2 separate regions of the Homo sapiens genome follow, and region 2 is linked to region 1. Evidence: read pairs that join two places in POLR2A ChIA-PET (ENCODE). Cell type or tissue: OCI-LY7. All regions are shown on one strand.

The links. Peaks named below come from ENCODE experiments on the same cell type or tissue, not always from the same donor. Only the 100,000 strongest peaks of a DNase experiment are listed, where the experiment ranks them.
Region 2: POLR2A ChIA-PET joins it to region 1 with 15 read pairs; 2 of 35 experiments call an interaction of 5 or more read pairs at or near these places.

What each region holds. Positions count from the first base shown.
Region 1 is chr10:83,542,586-83,550,585 of GRCh38, forward strand. It overlaps LOC105378394 (a long non-coding RNA gene), which reads right to left and starts at 5,500. Exons shown (of 3, transcript XR_946141.2): 1 at 5,324-5,500. LOC105378393 (a long non-coding RNA gene) reads left to right here and starts at 3,730. Exons shown (of 3, transcript XR_946140.1): 1 at 3,730-3,868; 2 at 4,492-4,652; 3 at 5,321-5,394. In OCI-LY7, no CTCF peak of the experiment used is centred here; no DNase peak of the experiment used is centred here.
Region 2 is chr10:83,780,424-83,788,423 of GRCh38, forward strand. No RefSeq gene overlaps it. Among named protein-coding and RNA genes, the nearest start is that of LINC02650, 110 kb to the left of the region's middle. RefSeq lists enhancers at 5,540-6,283, 6,284-7,025. In OCI-LY7, no CTCF peak of the experiment used is centred here; no DNase peak of the experiment used is centred here.

The sequences.
Region 1 (8,000 bases):
CACCTATTGCCTCCACTGTGGTTATTCTGACTAAAGACAAAGCAAAAATGGTGGGGAAGGAACTTTTCTCTGTTATAGCATAGCTTGTGACACAGAACTAGATGGGAAAAACTAGAGTCCCATATAAAGTTAGGTTCTACCTGCATCTGACTTTCTCTTCCATCAGGCAAGCCAATATACCCCTTAGAGGGCTGGTCCTTTAAGGCAGGCTGACCTCACTAGAGAAGGCAGAATCTTTGTGGTCAGCTGTGACTTGCAGCTGAGGTATATGCTAGGGAAGAAAGAGGGCCTAGGTTAGTAGACAACCTCCCCACTCAAAAACCAACTTTGCGCATTCTCGCTGTGTTTGCTTTACTTCAAAGGCTGTTTTTATTGTCACCCAGGCATAGAAACTAGCCTTCAGGGTTTACTGCATGTCCTGACATGAAGCTTCTCACTGTCTAATTTGCATTCTAAATAGGTGCACAATTGATTCACAAAACCTCTGTGCTGCTTAACAGGACAAATGAATCATTTACTTTCCAAATTGCAGGGAGCTTTGAGGTCAGTCAGCCTGGGAAGCCACAGAGCCTCTCCCTCAGAGACACAGAGGAATACAAACAAGCAGGCTCCAGCTTTGGGAACCATCTCCATTTGAGTGGCCAGTGCCATCATCCTCTTACAACACTCAGGGGATGCAGGGTATTAGCATGCTCAAGCCAGCATATGGTACACATCTTATTAACGTAATCGCAGGACTCCAGCAAGCTGTTTTCCAGATGATTTGGACCCCTGTGAATATTCATCTCTATTCTCTGCCTCTGCTCATCTCTGGAAGGAATAATGCATACACATTCCTTTTGCCCAGTGGACTCCAAAGAAATCTTTCCAGTGTTTATAATACCTGTAAAACCCCTCTGTAAATAACACTCAGGCCACACTGAGCAGATTGAAGCCAAGAAGCTCAGTTCTGCCTGACAGCTTTTCCCCAATTGGTTATTTTTAATGTTAGAAAAGAAGAACGGCTCCTGAACAGAAGATTCACACTAACCTTAACTTAGACATTTTTTATGGCTCTTTAGTGAAAGGCTATTTTTACATTTTTGAAAGATTAAGTGAATTCAGCTTCTTCATCTAAAAAACTGTTTCTTTTTATGCTGGCCAGTGACAAGTTTAAATTTAAAAACAAAGAATAAGAATAATGATAAAAGTGGGCCTTAATTAGAAGATGTACGTTGTTTTCTGTTCAGCCAAGACCTCCCTCCCTCACCCCAGTCTCTGTCTCTCCCCTCAATCCTTCCAACCATGAATGCCAAGCATTGCAAAAGATTCTTTAGCTAACAGTGACCTGGGAAACATCTGGTCTGGAAATTAAGAAATATATTGGGGATATATCTTTAAGATGAAATGAGAGGCTTCATTCAGACTGCAGAAGAATTATTTGTGACTCATTCATAAAAGTGAGAAAGAAGATCAACAAGGATGTTTTAGTACCCACCAGTAGGGAGAAATGGAAATGCAGAAGAAGCTAATATTTATTAAGTACTTACTTATGGAAATAAACAAAGACCAACCAAATGAGAACAAGCATAGCTATTTTATTCAGAGCTTGCAAAAGCAAGGGAGTCAGCCATCTTGCATTTGGCACAGACTCAAAGGGAAAGCAGCAGGGTGGGAAAGCTTTATAATGGAACAAAGGGAAGGCTTCCTATGTGCCCTGATTGGAAGTTGTTGGCGTGGGGAGGCTGAAGGAGGGCTGACTAGATGTGGGGCATCCTATGTGATTGGTTTGGAAAACATATTTGGCTTGCTCTGGTTGGTCCTGAGTTGGCAGCAGAGACAAAAATTAGAGAAGCTGGCAATCATTGAGCAAGCCTGTATTCTGGACTGATTGCTGCAGAGGCTACAATCTGGCTTCCTAGACAGGTTGCTGAAGAGATTGTGGGTCAGGGTTGGTTCTATAGTCATATATTTTGTCCTTTTATCATGTTGTCTCGATTGCTATATACATTTTATATTTGTATATTCATTCCCTTTTTGGATGAATTTTTTTCTTTATTGCATTATATTTGAATGTAGTTATTCATCAAATCATAATTAAGACTGATATGCAGACCTAATTCATTACCATAGCACTTACTGGAACTCAACATGTGACTTGTTAATATTCGTTCTAATTTAAGGGCAAACAGAATTATTCCATTTCAGATATTGAAAGGTATTTTAAATACTTGAACAAACTGAGATTGCTCTATTTTGCCTTAAATTTATTTTCCTTCAGCTAAATATCCATAGAAGTTTAATCTAATATGGTTCACAGATTATAATATCAATTTGACTTTTTTCTGTTTGTATGGAATTTCAATGAGAATTTGTGATACATATTTTATTATTGCCTCTAGAAAATTTTATTTTACAGCAGAGGAGAAAAACATGTTTTGCTTTTTTATCCCCAGGCAAATAGTTTAATATATATACATACATATATAATATATATTAGTTTAATATATATATTATATATTAGTTATAGCTATATATTTCAATAGCTTTGGGAGTACAAGTGATTTTTGGTTACATGGATAAGTTCTTTAGTGGTGATTTCTGATATTTTGGTGCACCCATCACCTGAGCAGTGTACACTGTAAACTGTACCCAATATGCAGTCTTTTATCCCTCACTTTCCTCCAACTCTCCTCCCCCAAGGAGAGTTCCCAACATCTATTATATCATTCTTATGCCTTTGCATCCTCATAGCTTAGCTCCCACTTATAAATGAGAACATAGAATTTTTGGTTTTCCATTCCTCAGTTACTTCACTTAGAATAATGGCCTCCAGCACCATCCGATTTGCTGCAAAAGACATTATTTTGTTCCTTTTTGTGGCTGAGTAGTATTTCATGGTGTATGTATACCACATTTTCTTTATCCACTCATTGGTTGATGGGCACTTTGGTTGGCTCCATATTTTTGCAATTGCAAATGTGCTGCTATAAACTTATACCAAAAGCCAGGTACTGTAATTTCATTTAATTACCACAGAAATCCTATGGTGGGGGAAAAGACATTGTTTTACTGTCTCAAAAGGTTAAAACCTGAAACAAGTGGCTCAATATATTGAGCTAGTGTTGCAGTCTTGCAAATGCACCTTTATGTAGCAGTTTCTCTTGTGAGGTATCACCCTGAGTCCTTCATCTCACCTCCAAGATGACTGAGGAGCACTGACACACGGGTGAGGTTGGAGCAAAACTTTTATAAGCGAAAGGAGAAAGCTCTCTGCAGAAGAGTCTGAGTGGATTGCCGGGTCACAGCTGAATGCAAAAAGCTTTTATAAAAAACTGCTCTCCTCCCTGTAATTGTTTGAGGAGTAACTTTTCTTATCAGTAACGCTGTCTGTGCAACTCCCTTTATCCAGCTGTGGGATGTTTCTAAGTAAGCACAAAGTGCTGCTTCTCTTGTTCATGTAACTGTGGGTTTGTTTTAGGTAAGCCTCCTTCCTCCCTGTGCAAGTTCCCACGGAGCCCACTGTGTATATGCCTGAAAAGGGGAGGAAACGTTTTCCTGGAGCTAATTATACAAAGAACAAAAATGCTTCTATGCCTCACTGGCTCCTTATCAGCCCCTGAGCTTATCTGTGCAGCTGCAGCAGCTGTGATTTTTCAGGCAGGCATTTCCCCCGGGGCCCAGCCTTAACTATTTACCTAACTGGTTTTTCCCTACCTTCTCCCTCACTAGTGAGTGGCAGGACTAGGTTTTGCATATTAGGAAAGGCTGATTGAGAAGCTCACACTCTTTCCCACAAGTCCAGTAAGCCTCATTGGCTCAGGTGGAGATGATGTTTACTCCTGGAGGTCCGTGTTGGGAGCATCTGCAGAGATCACAGAGATTTAGGGTATGGCCAACTTTTATGTTTCTGTAATGTTCAGTCTAGCCTCGGCTTCAACATGGCTTTTGCTTCCATGAGCTGGAGACGAGGCTCCAAAGTTTACATGGAGATATCTGGTTGAAAATTACAATGAATAGCTAGCCAAGTATGGAATGCCTATTCTTGAGGTCATTTTCACAAATAACATGCCATTAAGATCTTTTTTAAATAATTGTACTTTTATAAACTGGATTATGCTTTAAATTGCATTAGTAGAAAGAAATATCTTAAAAATAATATCCCTTAAGAAAATTCACAGGAGACTAAAAGATACAACCAATTATTTGCCCAGGGGACTAAAAAATACACCCAAAATATATGCAAAAAATTATGCATATGAGCATGTTTGCATTTTTTGCCTGAATAAAATGTTGACATCTTCATAAGATTCTGAGAATATTTATTTTCTTCCAAAAGAAAAATTCTGAGCATCTGTAATTTAAATAAAACAATAACAAAAGCACTCCTCCATCTATGGTGATGTGCAGTCAAAATTGAAAACAGCTGCTCTAAAAGAGAAAATCATCTTTAAAATAGCCATTTAAAATACGGCTAACTGTGTCATGTCTCTGCCATCTTTGTTAGTATAGAACGTTGCAAGTAGAGTCATCTCCAAGATACCCAGGAGGTATCAGCCATACACTGTTGCAGACACCGCTGACAAGGAACGAGCTTCTTTCTGCTTTGGTCCTAGATACGTGGAAGAGTTTTCAGCTTCCTAGTTTGCATTAAATTTCCAGAATACATCATGGTAAGAAGGGAACTTGGAATTCTAGCTAAGATACCTAATAGCTGGGGAGCTTGGACAAGTCACTTCCTCTTTTGAATCTTTGTTTTTATATCCTTACAGAGATCTGCTGAATAACAGCTTTTTTTTTTTTTTTTTTTGAGACAGAGTCTCGCTCTGTTGCCCAGGATGGAGTGCAGTGGCTCGATCTCGGCTCACTGCAAGCTCCTCCTCCTGGGTTCGTGCCATTCTCCTGCCTCAGCTTCCCAAGTAGCTGGGACTACAGGCGCCCACCACCACGCCTGGCTAATTTTTGTATTTTTAATAGAGACGGGGTTTCACTGTGTTAGCCAGGATGATCTCGATCTCCTGACCTCGTGTTCGGCCCACCTCGGCCTCCCAAAGTGCTGGGATTACAGGCGTGAGCCACCGCGCCCAGCCTGAATAAAGGCTTTTTGACAATGGTCCAGGCAGCCCTAGGTTTTAGATATGTTTTTCTACAGTTATAGAAGGGCACTCTTATCCTGGCATTGATGAGAACAGTATCACATGTGTTGGCCTTATGTATTTAAGTTTTAGGTAAGATTGTATTTGAAAAGTGAGCTCTAGTGCAAATAAAAACTTTGAAAACTATTAAATGAAATGAGCCTTAAGGAGTCTTTTAACTTTTTAAGAAATATTACGTTTTACAGCACCTCTTCTTTAGTTTCACCCATGGAAGCACCAGATGAAGAACCTTCCCAGAGAACAATGTGTGTGACATGTCCATCCATTCTGCCTTCTCCTAAGAGTTTGGACAGCTAATCCGTTCACCGTCTAAAGGAGGGAAGGTAGAGGGTTAGATTCTGCTGCTGGATCTTTTTTATTAAACAATTGTCATATAACTGTGGTTCTCATGGATAAAACCACTCTCTCAAAATTAGGAAAAATCAAAATCTGTCTTTCATGAATTTACTTTCTCTTTCCACATATAATACTCTCAGTTGTCAGAACCACCAGGCCTCTAGATATGAAGATTTTCAGTGAGATTAAATAATGTAATGGAAGGGGTTAGGGAATCTGTCGGCCCCCCAACCCCACCCCACCCAACCTTGTCACTTTTGACGCTATGTGTTCACAGCTGCCTTGAGGGCCTACACTACGGATACCGCATGTCCTTAAGGTTACTTTTATGCTTTTATCTTTTTGACCTTTTGATACAAGACAGGAATTTATCTTTAATATTTTTAAAGAATATTAAAAATCATTCTTTTAGTACTTCTCACCTTTCTTTCCTTCTTCTCTTCTCTTTTTAAACAGCTTTGTTGAGATATAATTCAAATGCCATACAATTCACCCATTTAAAATATATAATTGGGAGGTTAAAGTATACAATTGAGAGGTTTTTAGTATATCTGCAGATATGTGCAACAATCACCACATATCTGCAACCACCACCACTCAATTTTAGAACATTTTTATCACCTCAAAAAGAAACTTTGTACCCTTTAAATACAACCCCCCATCCCTCACTCCAACTTCCAGCCCTATGCAACCAAGTTAACTTTAATCCATCCCTATAGATTGCCTATTTTCAACATTATGTGAATAGAATCATATGATATGTGGCCTTTTGTGACTTTCTCCTTTCACATCATATAGTGCTTTTTACAGTTGATTCATGTTGTAGCATGCATCAGTATTAGATTTCATTAGCCAAATAATCCCATTATATAAATATATGATATTTTGTTTATCCATTTATCAGTTAATAAACATTTGGGCTGTTTCCATCTTTCAGCAATTATGAACAATGTTACTTTCAACATTTGGGTACATGTTTGTGTGTCAATGTATGTTTTCATTTATCTCAGGCATATACCTAGGAGTAAAATTGATATATTATATAACACCATGTTTGATAAATTGACTTTTTAATAGCTAGACTGTTTTCCAAAGTGGTTGCACCATTTTACATTCTGACCAGCAGCGTAAGAAGGTTCTGATTTCTCCACATCCTCACCAAAACTTTTTGTAATCTGACTTGTTCATTCCAGCTGTCCTAATGATTGTGAAGGAGTGTCTCGTTGTGATTTTGATTTGCTGTTCCTGAATGATGACTAATTAAAATGGGCATCTGTTTATGTGCTTATTTACCATTTCTTATTTCTTTTTGGAGAAACAGCTTTCTATTCAGATGCTTTGACCATTTTTAGCTGGGTTACTTGCTTTTTCATTACTGATTTGTAAGAGCTCATTATATATTTTGGATACAAGTCCATTATTAGATATCTGATTTGAAAAAAAATTCTCCAATTCTGTAGGTTTTATTTTTCAGTTTCTTGACAATATGCTTTGAAGGACTAAGTTTTTAATATTGATGAAGTTCAATTTATCTATTTTTGATGCTCATGTTTTTGGTGTCATATCTAAGAATCATTTACCAAATTCAATGTCATGTGTATTTAGCCCTGTTTTCTACTAATAGCTCTAGAGTTTTAGCTCCCACATTTAGTTCTTGATTGATTTTAGTTTTTGTATAGTATGCAAAGTAAGGGTCCATCTTCATTCTTTTTATTTTGCATGTGACTATCCCGTTGTCCCATTACTATGTTGAAAAGGCTAGTCTTTTCCAAATAATAGTCTTGCTGCCCTTGTTGAAAATCAATTGACCGTTCATATACGGATTTATTTTTGGACTCTCAATTCTATTCCACGTATCTATATGTCTATCTTTACACCAGTTAAAGATAGACATTTAATTTAATTATTTAAATTAAAATAGTACATCAGAATTTTTTCTTTCCTTTTCTTTTCTTTTTTTTTTTTTGAGGCTGAGTTTTGCTCTTGTTGCCCAGGCTGGAGTGCAATGGTGCAATCTCGGCTCACCACAACCTCTGCCCACTGGGTTCAAGCAATTTTCTTGCCTCAGCCTCCCAAGTAGTTGGGATTACAGGCATGTGCCACCACATCTGGCTAATTTTGTATTTTTAGTAGAGATGGGGTTTCTCCACGTTGGTCAGGCTGGTCTCAAACTCCCAACCTCAGGTGATTTGCCCACCTCGGCCTCCGAAAGTGCCAGAAAATATTTTCTTAATGCAAATACTTTCTTCGTGCATACTTTCTTGATTGTCATTGCTTAGTAGAAAGTTTTGAAATCAGAAAGCCTGAGTCCTCCCACATCATTCTTTTTTAGGATTGTTTTAGCTATTCCAGGTCCCTTGTCAAGTCCATTTGAATTTAAAATCACCTTTTAAATTTTTGCAAAGAAGTTAACTGGGATTCTGATAGTGATTATGTCAAAAGTTGTAGAATGTTTGGAAAAGTATTGCCATCTTAACAAGGTTAATTCTTCTAACCCATGTATTTTATTTAAATTTTTATTGACTTTTA
Region 2 (8,000 bases), 240 kb after region 1:
AAGTGCAGATTTCGTACTTGCATATATTGTGTAGTGGTGAAGTCTGGGCTTTCAGTATACCCATAACCTAGTGAGCATTGTACTCAATAGATAATTTCTCAACCCTCAACTCTCTACCTTTTGGAGTCTCTGATACCTATTATTCCACGCTGTATGTCCATGTGTACACATTGTTTAGCTCCCAATTACAATCGATAACATGCAGTATTTCACTTTCTGTTTCTGAATTATTTCACCTAGGATAATGGCTGCCAGTCCCATCCATGTTGTTGAGAAGACAAGATTTTATTCGTTTTATGGCTGAGTAGTATTCCATGGTATGTATCACATTTTCTTTATCCAATCCCTCACTGATGAATACTTAGGTTGATTCCATGACTTTGCTCTTGTGAAAAGTGCTGCAATAGGCATATCAGTCCAGATGTCTTTTCGATATAATAATTTCTTTTGCTTCATTCATTTACTCAGTAGTGGCATTGCTGTATTGAAAGGTAGTGCTATTTTTACTTCTTTGAAAAATATTTATATTTCTGTCAGCAGTGTATAGGTGTTCCCTTTTCTGTGCAACCTGGCCTACATCTGCTGGGTTTTTTGGTTTTTTTTTTTTTTTTTTGACTTCTTTTTTTTTTATTTTTTATTTTTTATTATTATACTTTTAGTTTTAGGGTACATGTGCACATTGTGCAGGTTAGTTACATATGTATACATGCGCCATGCTGATGCGCTGCACCCACTAACTCCTCATCTAGCATTGGTTATATCTCCCAATGCTATCCCTCCCCCCTCCCCCCACCCCACAACAGTCCCCAGAGTGTGATATTCCCCTTCCTGTGTCCATGTGATCTCATTATTCAATTCCCACCTATGAGTGAGAATATGTGGTGTTTGGTTTTTTGTTCTTGCGATAGTTTACTGAGAATGATGATTTCCAATTTCGTCCATGTCCCTACAAAGGACATGAACTCATCATTTTTTATGGCTGCATAGTATTCCATGGTGTATATGTGCCACATTTTCTTCATCCAGTCTATCATTGTTGGACATTTGGGTTGGTTCCAAGTCTTTGCTATTGTGAATAATGCCGCAATAAACATACGTGTGCATGTGTCTTTATAACAGCATGATTTATAGTCCTTTGGGTATATACCCAGTAAAGGGATGGCTGGGTCAAATGGTATTTCCAGTTCTAGATCCTTGAGGAATCGCCACACTGACTTCCACAATGGTTGAACTAGTTTACAGTCCCACCAACAGTGTAAAAGTGTTCCTATTTCTCCACATCCTCTCCAGCACCTGTTGTTTCCTGACTTTTTAATGATTGCCATTCTAACTGGTGTGAGATGGTATCTCATTGTGGTTTTGATTTGCATTTCTCTGATGGCCAGTGATGGTGAGCATTTTTTCATGTGTTTTTTGGCTGCATAAATGTCTTCTTTTGAGAAGTGTCTGTTCATGTCCTTCGCCCACTTTTTGATGGGGTTGTTTGTTTTTTTCTTGTAAATTTGTTTGAGTTCATTGTAGATTCTGGATATTAGCCCTTTGTCAGATGAGTAGGTTGCGAAAATTTTCTCCCATTTTGTGGGTTGCCTGTTCACTCTGATGGTAGTTTCTTTTGCTGTGCAGAAGCTCTTTAGTTTAATTAGATCCCATTTGTCAATTTTGGCTTTTGTTGTCATTGCTTTTGGTGTTTTAGACATGAAGTCCTTGCCCATGCCTATGTCCTGAATGGTAATGCCTAGGTTTTCTTCTAGGGTTTTTATGGTGTTAGGTATAACATTTAAGTCTTTAATCCATCTTGAATTGATTTTTGTGTAAGGTGTAAGGAAGGAATCCAGTTTCAGCTTTCTACATATGGCTAGCCAGTTTTCCCAGCACCATTTATTAAATAGAGAATCCTTTCCCCATTGCTTGTTTTTCTCAGGTTTGTCAAAGATCAGATAGTTGTAGATATGCGGCGTTATTTCTGAGGGCTCTGTTGTGTTCCATTGATCTATATCTCTGTTTTGGTACCAGTACCATGCGTTTTGGTTACTGTAGCCTTGTAGTATAGTTTGAAGTCAGGTAGTGTGATGCCTCCAGCTTTGTTCTTTTGGCTTAGGGTTGACTTGGCAATGCAGCCTCTTTTTTTGGTTCCATATGAACTTTAAAGTAGTTTTTTCCAATTCTGTGAAGAAAGTCATTGGTAGCTTGATGGGGATGGCATTGAATCTGTAAATTACCTTGGGCAGTATGGCCATTTTCACGATATTGATTCTTCCTACCCATGAGCATGGAATGTTCTTCCATTTGTTTGTATCCTCTTTTACTTCATTGAGCAGTGGTTTGTAGTTCTCCTTGAAGAGGTCTTTCACATCCTTGTAAGTTGGATTCCTAGGTATTTTATTCTCTTTGAAGCAATTTTGAATGGGAGTTCACTCATGATTTGGCTCTCTGTTTGCCTGTTGTTGGTGTATAAGAATGCTTGTGATTTTTGTACATTGATTTTGTATCCTGAGACTTTGCTGAAGTTGCTTAATCAGCTTAAGGAGATTTTGGGCTGAGACAATGGGGTTTTCTAGATATACAATCATGTCGTCTGCAAACAGGGACAATTTGACTTCCTCTTTTCCTAATTGAATACCCTTTATTTCCTTCTCCTGCCTAATTGCCCTGGCCAGAACTTCCAACACTATGTTGAATAGGAGTGGTGAGAGAGGGCATCCCTGTCTTGTGCCAGTTTTCAAAGGGAATGCTTCCAGTTTTTGCCCATTCAGTATGATATTGGCTGTGGGTTTGTCATAGATAGCTCTTACTATTTTGAAATATGTCCCATCAATACCTAATTTATTGAGAGTTTTTAGCATGAAGGGTTGTTGAATTTTGTCAAAGGCTTTTTCTGCATCTATTGAGATAATCATGTGGTTTTTGTCTTTGGTTCTGTTTATATGCTGTATTACATTTATTGATTTGCGTATATTGAACCAGCCTTGCATCCCAGGAATGAAGCCCACTTGATCATGGTGGATAAGCTTTTTGATGTGCTGCTGGATTCGGTTTGCCAGTATTTTATTGAGGATTTTTGCATCAATGTTCATCAAGGATATTGGTCTAAAATTCTCTTTTTTTGTTGTGTCTCTGCCTGGCTTTGGTATCAGAATGATGCTGGCCTCATAAAATGAGTTAGGGAGGATTCCCTCTTTTTCTATTGATTGGAATAGTTTCAGAAGGAATGGTACCAGTTCCTGCTTGTACCTCTGGTAGAATTCGGCTGTGAATCCATCTGGTCCTGGACTCTTTTTGGTTGGTAAGCTATTGATTATTGCCACAATTTCAGATCCTGTTATTGGTCTATTCAGAGATTCAACTTCTTCCTGGTTTAGTCTTGGGAGAGTGTATGTGTCGAGGAATTTATCCATTTCTTCTAGATTTTCTAGTTTATTTGTGTAGAGGTGTTTGTAGTATTCTCTGATGGTAGTTTGTATTTCTGTGGGATCAGTGGTGATATCCCCTTTATCCTTTTTTTTGTGTCTATTTGATTCCTCTCTCTTTTTTTCTTTATTAGTCTTGCTAGCGGTCTATCAATTTTGTTGATCCTTTCAAAAAACCAGCTCCTGGATTCATTAATTTTTTGAAGGGTTTTTTTGTCTCTATTTCCTTCAGTTCTGCTCTGATTTTAGTTATTTCCTGCCTTCTGCTAGCTTTTGAATGTGTTTGCTCTTGCTTTTCTAGTTTTTTTAATTGTGATGTTAGGGTGTCAATTTTGGATCTTTCCTGCTTTCTCTTGTGGGCATTTAGTGCTATAAATTTCCCTCTACACACTGCTTTGAATGCGTCCCAGAGATTCTGGTATGTTGTGTCTTTGTTCTCATTGGTTTCAAAGAACATCTTTATTTCTGCCTTCATTTCGTTATGTACCCACTAGTCATTCAGGAGCAGGTTGTTCAGTTTCCATGTAGTTGAGCGGTTTTGAGTGAGATTCTTAATCCTGAGTTCTAGTTTGATTGCACTGTGGTCTGAGAGATAGTTTGTTATAATTTCTGTTCTTTTACATTTGCTGAGGAGAGCTTTACTTCCAAGTATGTGGTCAATTTTGGAATAGGTGTGGTGTGGTGCTGAAAAAAATGTATATTCTGTTGACTTGGGGTGGAGAGTTCTGTAGATGTCTATTAGGTCCGCTTGGTGCAGAGCTGAGTTCAATTCCTGGGTATCCTTGTTGACTTTCTGTCTTGTTGATCTGTCTAATATTGAGAGTGGGGTGTTAAAATCTCCCATTATTAATGTGTGGGAGTCTAAGTCTCTTTGTAGGTCACTCAGGACTTGCTTTATGAATCTTGGTGCTCCTGTATTGGGTGCATATATATTTAGGAGAGTTAGCTCTTCTTGTTGAATTGATCCCTTTACCATTATGTAATGGCCTTCTTTGACTCTTTTGATCTTTGTTGGTTTAAAGTCTGTTTTATCAGAGACTAGGATTGCAACCCCTGCCTTCTTTTGTTTTCCATTTGCTTGGTAGATCTTCCTCCATCCTTTTATTTTGAGCCTATGTGTGTCTCTGCACGTGAGATGGGTTTCCTGAATACAGCACACTGATGGGTCTTGACTCTTTATCCAATTTGCCAGTCTGTGTCTTTTAATTGGAGCATTTAGTCCATTTACATTTAAAGTTAATATTGTTATGTGTGAATTTGATCCTGTCATTATGATGTTAGCTGGTGATTTTGCTCGTTAGTTGATGCAGTTTCTTCCTAGTCTCGATGGTCTTTACATTTTGGCATGATTTTGCAGCGGCTGGTACCGGTTGTTCCTTTCCATATTTAGCGCTTCCTTCAGGAGCTCTTTTAGGGTAGGCCTGGTGGTGACAAAATCTCTCAGCATTTGCTTGTCTGTAAAGTATTTTATTTCTCCTTCACTTATGAAGCTTAGTTTGGCTGGATATGAAATTCTGGCTTGAAAATTCTTTTCTTTAAGAATGTTGAATATTGGCCCCCACTCTCTTCTGGCTTGTAGGGTTTCTGCCGAGAGATCCGCTGTTAGTCTGATGGGCTTCCCTTTGAGGGTAACCCAACCTTTCTCTCTGGCTGCCCTTAACATTTTTTCCTTCATTTCAATTTTGGTGAATCTGACAGTTATGTGTCTTGGAGTTGCTCTTCTCGAGGAGTATCTTTGTGGCGTTCTCTGTATTTCCTGAATCTGAACATTGGCCTGCCTTGCTAGATTGGGGAAGTTCTCCTGGATAATATCCTGCAGCATGTTTTCCAACTTGGTTCCATTCTCCCCATCACTTTCAGGTGCACCAATCAGACGTAGATTTGGTCTTTTCACATAGTCCCATATTTCTTGGAGGCTTTGCTCATTTCTTTTTATTCTTTTTTCTCTAAACTTCCCTTCTTGCTTCATTTCATTCATTTCATCTTCCATTGCTGATACCCCTTCTTCCAGTTGATCGCATCGGCTCCTGAGGCTTCTGCATTCTTCACGTATTTCTCGAGCCTTGGTTTTCAGCTCCATCAGCTCCTTTAAGCACTTCTCTGTATTGGTTTTCTAGTTATACATTCTTCTAAATTTTTTTCAAAGTTTTCAACTTCTTTGCCTTTGGTTTGAATGTCCTCCCGTAGCTCAGAGTAATTTGATCGTGTGAAGCCTTCTTCTCTCAACTAGTCAAAGTCATTCTCCATCCAGCTTTGTTCTGTTGCTGGTGAGGAACTGCATTCCTTTGGAGGAGGAGAGGCGCTCTGCTTTTTAGAGTTTCCAGCTTTTCTGTTCTGTTTTTTCCCCATCTTTGTGGTTTTATCTACTTTTGGTGTTTGATGATGGTGATGTACACATGGGTTTTTGGTGTGGATGTCCTTTCTGTTTGTTAGTTTTCCTTCTAACAGACAGGACCCTCAGCTGCAGGTCTGTTGGAATACCCTGCTGTGTGAGGTGTCAGTGTGCCCCTGCTGGGGGGGTGCCTCCCAATTAGGCTGCTCAGGGGTCAGGGATTAGGGACCCACTTGAGGAGGCAGTCTGCCCGTTCTCAGATCTCCAGCTGTGTGCTGGGAGAACCACTGCTCTCTTCAAAGCTGTCAGACAGGGACATTTAAGTCTGCAGAGGTTACTGCTGTCTTTTTGTTTGTCTGTGCCCTGCCCCCAGAGGTGGAGCCTACAGAGGCAGGCAGGCCTCCTTGAGCTGTGGTGGGCTCCACCCAGTTCGAGCTTCTGGGCTGCTTTGTTTACCTAAGCAAGCCTGGGCAATGGCGGGCGCCCCTCCCCCAGCCTCGCTCCCGCCTTGCAGTTTGATCTCAGACTGCTGTGCTCGCAATCAGCGAGATTCCGTGGGCGTAGGACCCTCCAAGCCAGGTGCGTAATATAACCTCGTGGTGTGCCGTGTTTTAAGCCAGTCGGAAAAGCGCAGTATTCGGGTGGGAGTGACCCGATTTTCCAGGTGCCGTCTGTCACCCCTTTCTTTGACTAGGAAAGGGAACTCCCTGACCCCTTGCGCTTCCCGAGTGAGGCAATGCCTCGCCCTGCTTCGGCTGGCGCACGGTGAGCGCACCCGCTGACCTGCGCCCACTGTCTGGCACTCCCTAGTCAGATGAACCCGGTACCTCAGATGGAAATGCAGAAATCACCCCTCTTCTGCGTCGCTCATGCTGGGAGCTGTAGGCCGGAGCTGTTCCTATTCGGCCATCTTGGCTCCTCCCCCTCTTGACTTCTTAATAATAGTCGCTCTAACCGGTATATGATGGTATCTCACTGTGATTTTAACTTGCATTTCTAATGATTAGTTATGTTGAATATTTTTTCCATATGCTAGTTGGACACTTGTGTGTCTTCTTTGGATCAATGTGTGTTAATGTCTTTTTCCGACTTTCTAATGGAGTTATTTGCTTTTCTCTTTTTCTTTTTTTTTGAGATGGAGTCTCACTCTGTCACCCAGGCTGGAGTGCAGTGGTGCTATCTCAGCTTACTGCAACCTCTGCCTCCCAAGTTCAAACAATTCTCCTGCCTCAGCCTCCCAAATAGCTGGGATTCCAGGTGTGTGCCACAGCACCTGGCCAATTTTTGTGTTTTTAGTAGAGATGGAGTTTCACCATGTTGGTCAGGCTGGTCTCAAACTCCTGACCTCGTGATCCGCCCTCCTTGGACTCCCAAAGTACTGGGATTACAGGCATGAGCCACAGTGCCTGGCCTATTTGGATTTTTCTTATTGAATTATTTTAGTTCCTCATAGATTCTGAATATTAGTCTTTGTCAAATGCATAATTTGCAAATATTTTCTTCCATTCTGTAAGTTATCTGTTTACTCTTTTGGTTATTTCTTTCGCTTTACAGAAGTTTTTTTGGTTTAATTAAGTCCCATTTGTCAATTTTTGTTTCTGTTGCTTCTGCTTTTGATGTTTCAGTCATAAATTTTTTGCTTAGGCCAGTGTCTAAAAGAATATTTTTCTAGATTTTCTCCTAGGATTTTTATAGTTTCAGGACTTACATTTAAGTCCTTAGCCCACCTTGAGCTAAGTTTTTTTATATGGTGAGAGGTAGGAATCCAGTTTTATTCTTCTGCATATGGCTATGCAATTTTCCCAGCATCATTTATTGAATAGGGTGTCCTTTCCTCACTCTATATTTTTGTCAACTTTGTCAAGATCAGTTAACTGTAGGTGTGTGGCTTTATTTCTGGGTTCTCTGTCCTATTTCATTGATCTATGTGTCTAGTTATTGTGATTTGGTTATTGTAGCATTTTAGTATGATTTGAATTCAAGTAATGAGCCTTCTTCTGCTTTGTCTTTTTTGCTCAAGATTCCTTTGGCTACTTCGGGTCTTTTTTGGTTTCATATGAATTTTAGATTTTTTTTTTAATTCTATGAAGAGTGATGTTGGTAACTTGATAGGAATTACATTGAAGCTGTAGATTGCTTTGGAAAGAATGGTCATTTTAATGATATTGATTCTTCCAATCCATGAGCGTAAGCTGTTTTCTCATTTGTTTATATTACCTGCGATTTCTTTCCTCAGGATTTTGTTGTTATTCTTGCATGGG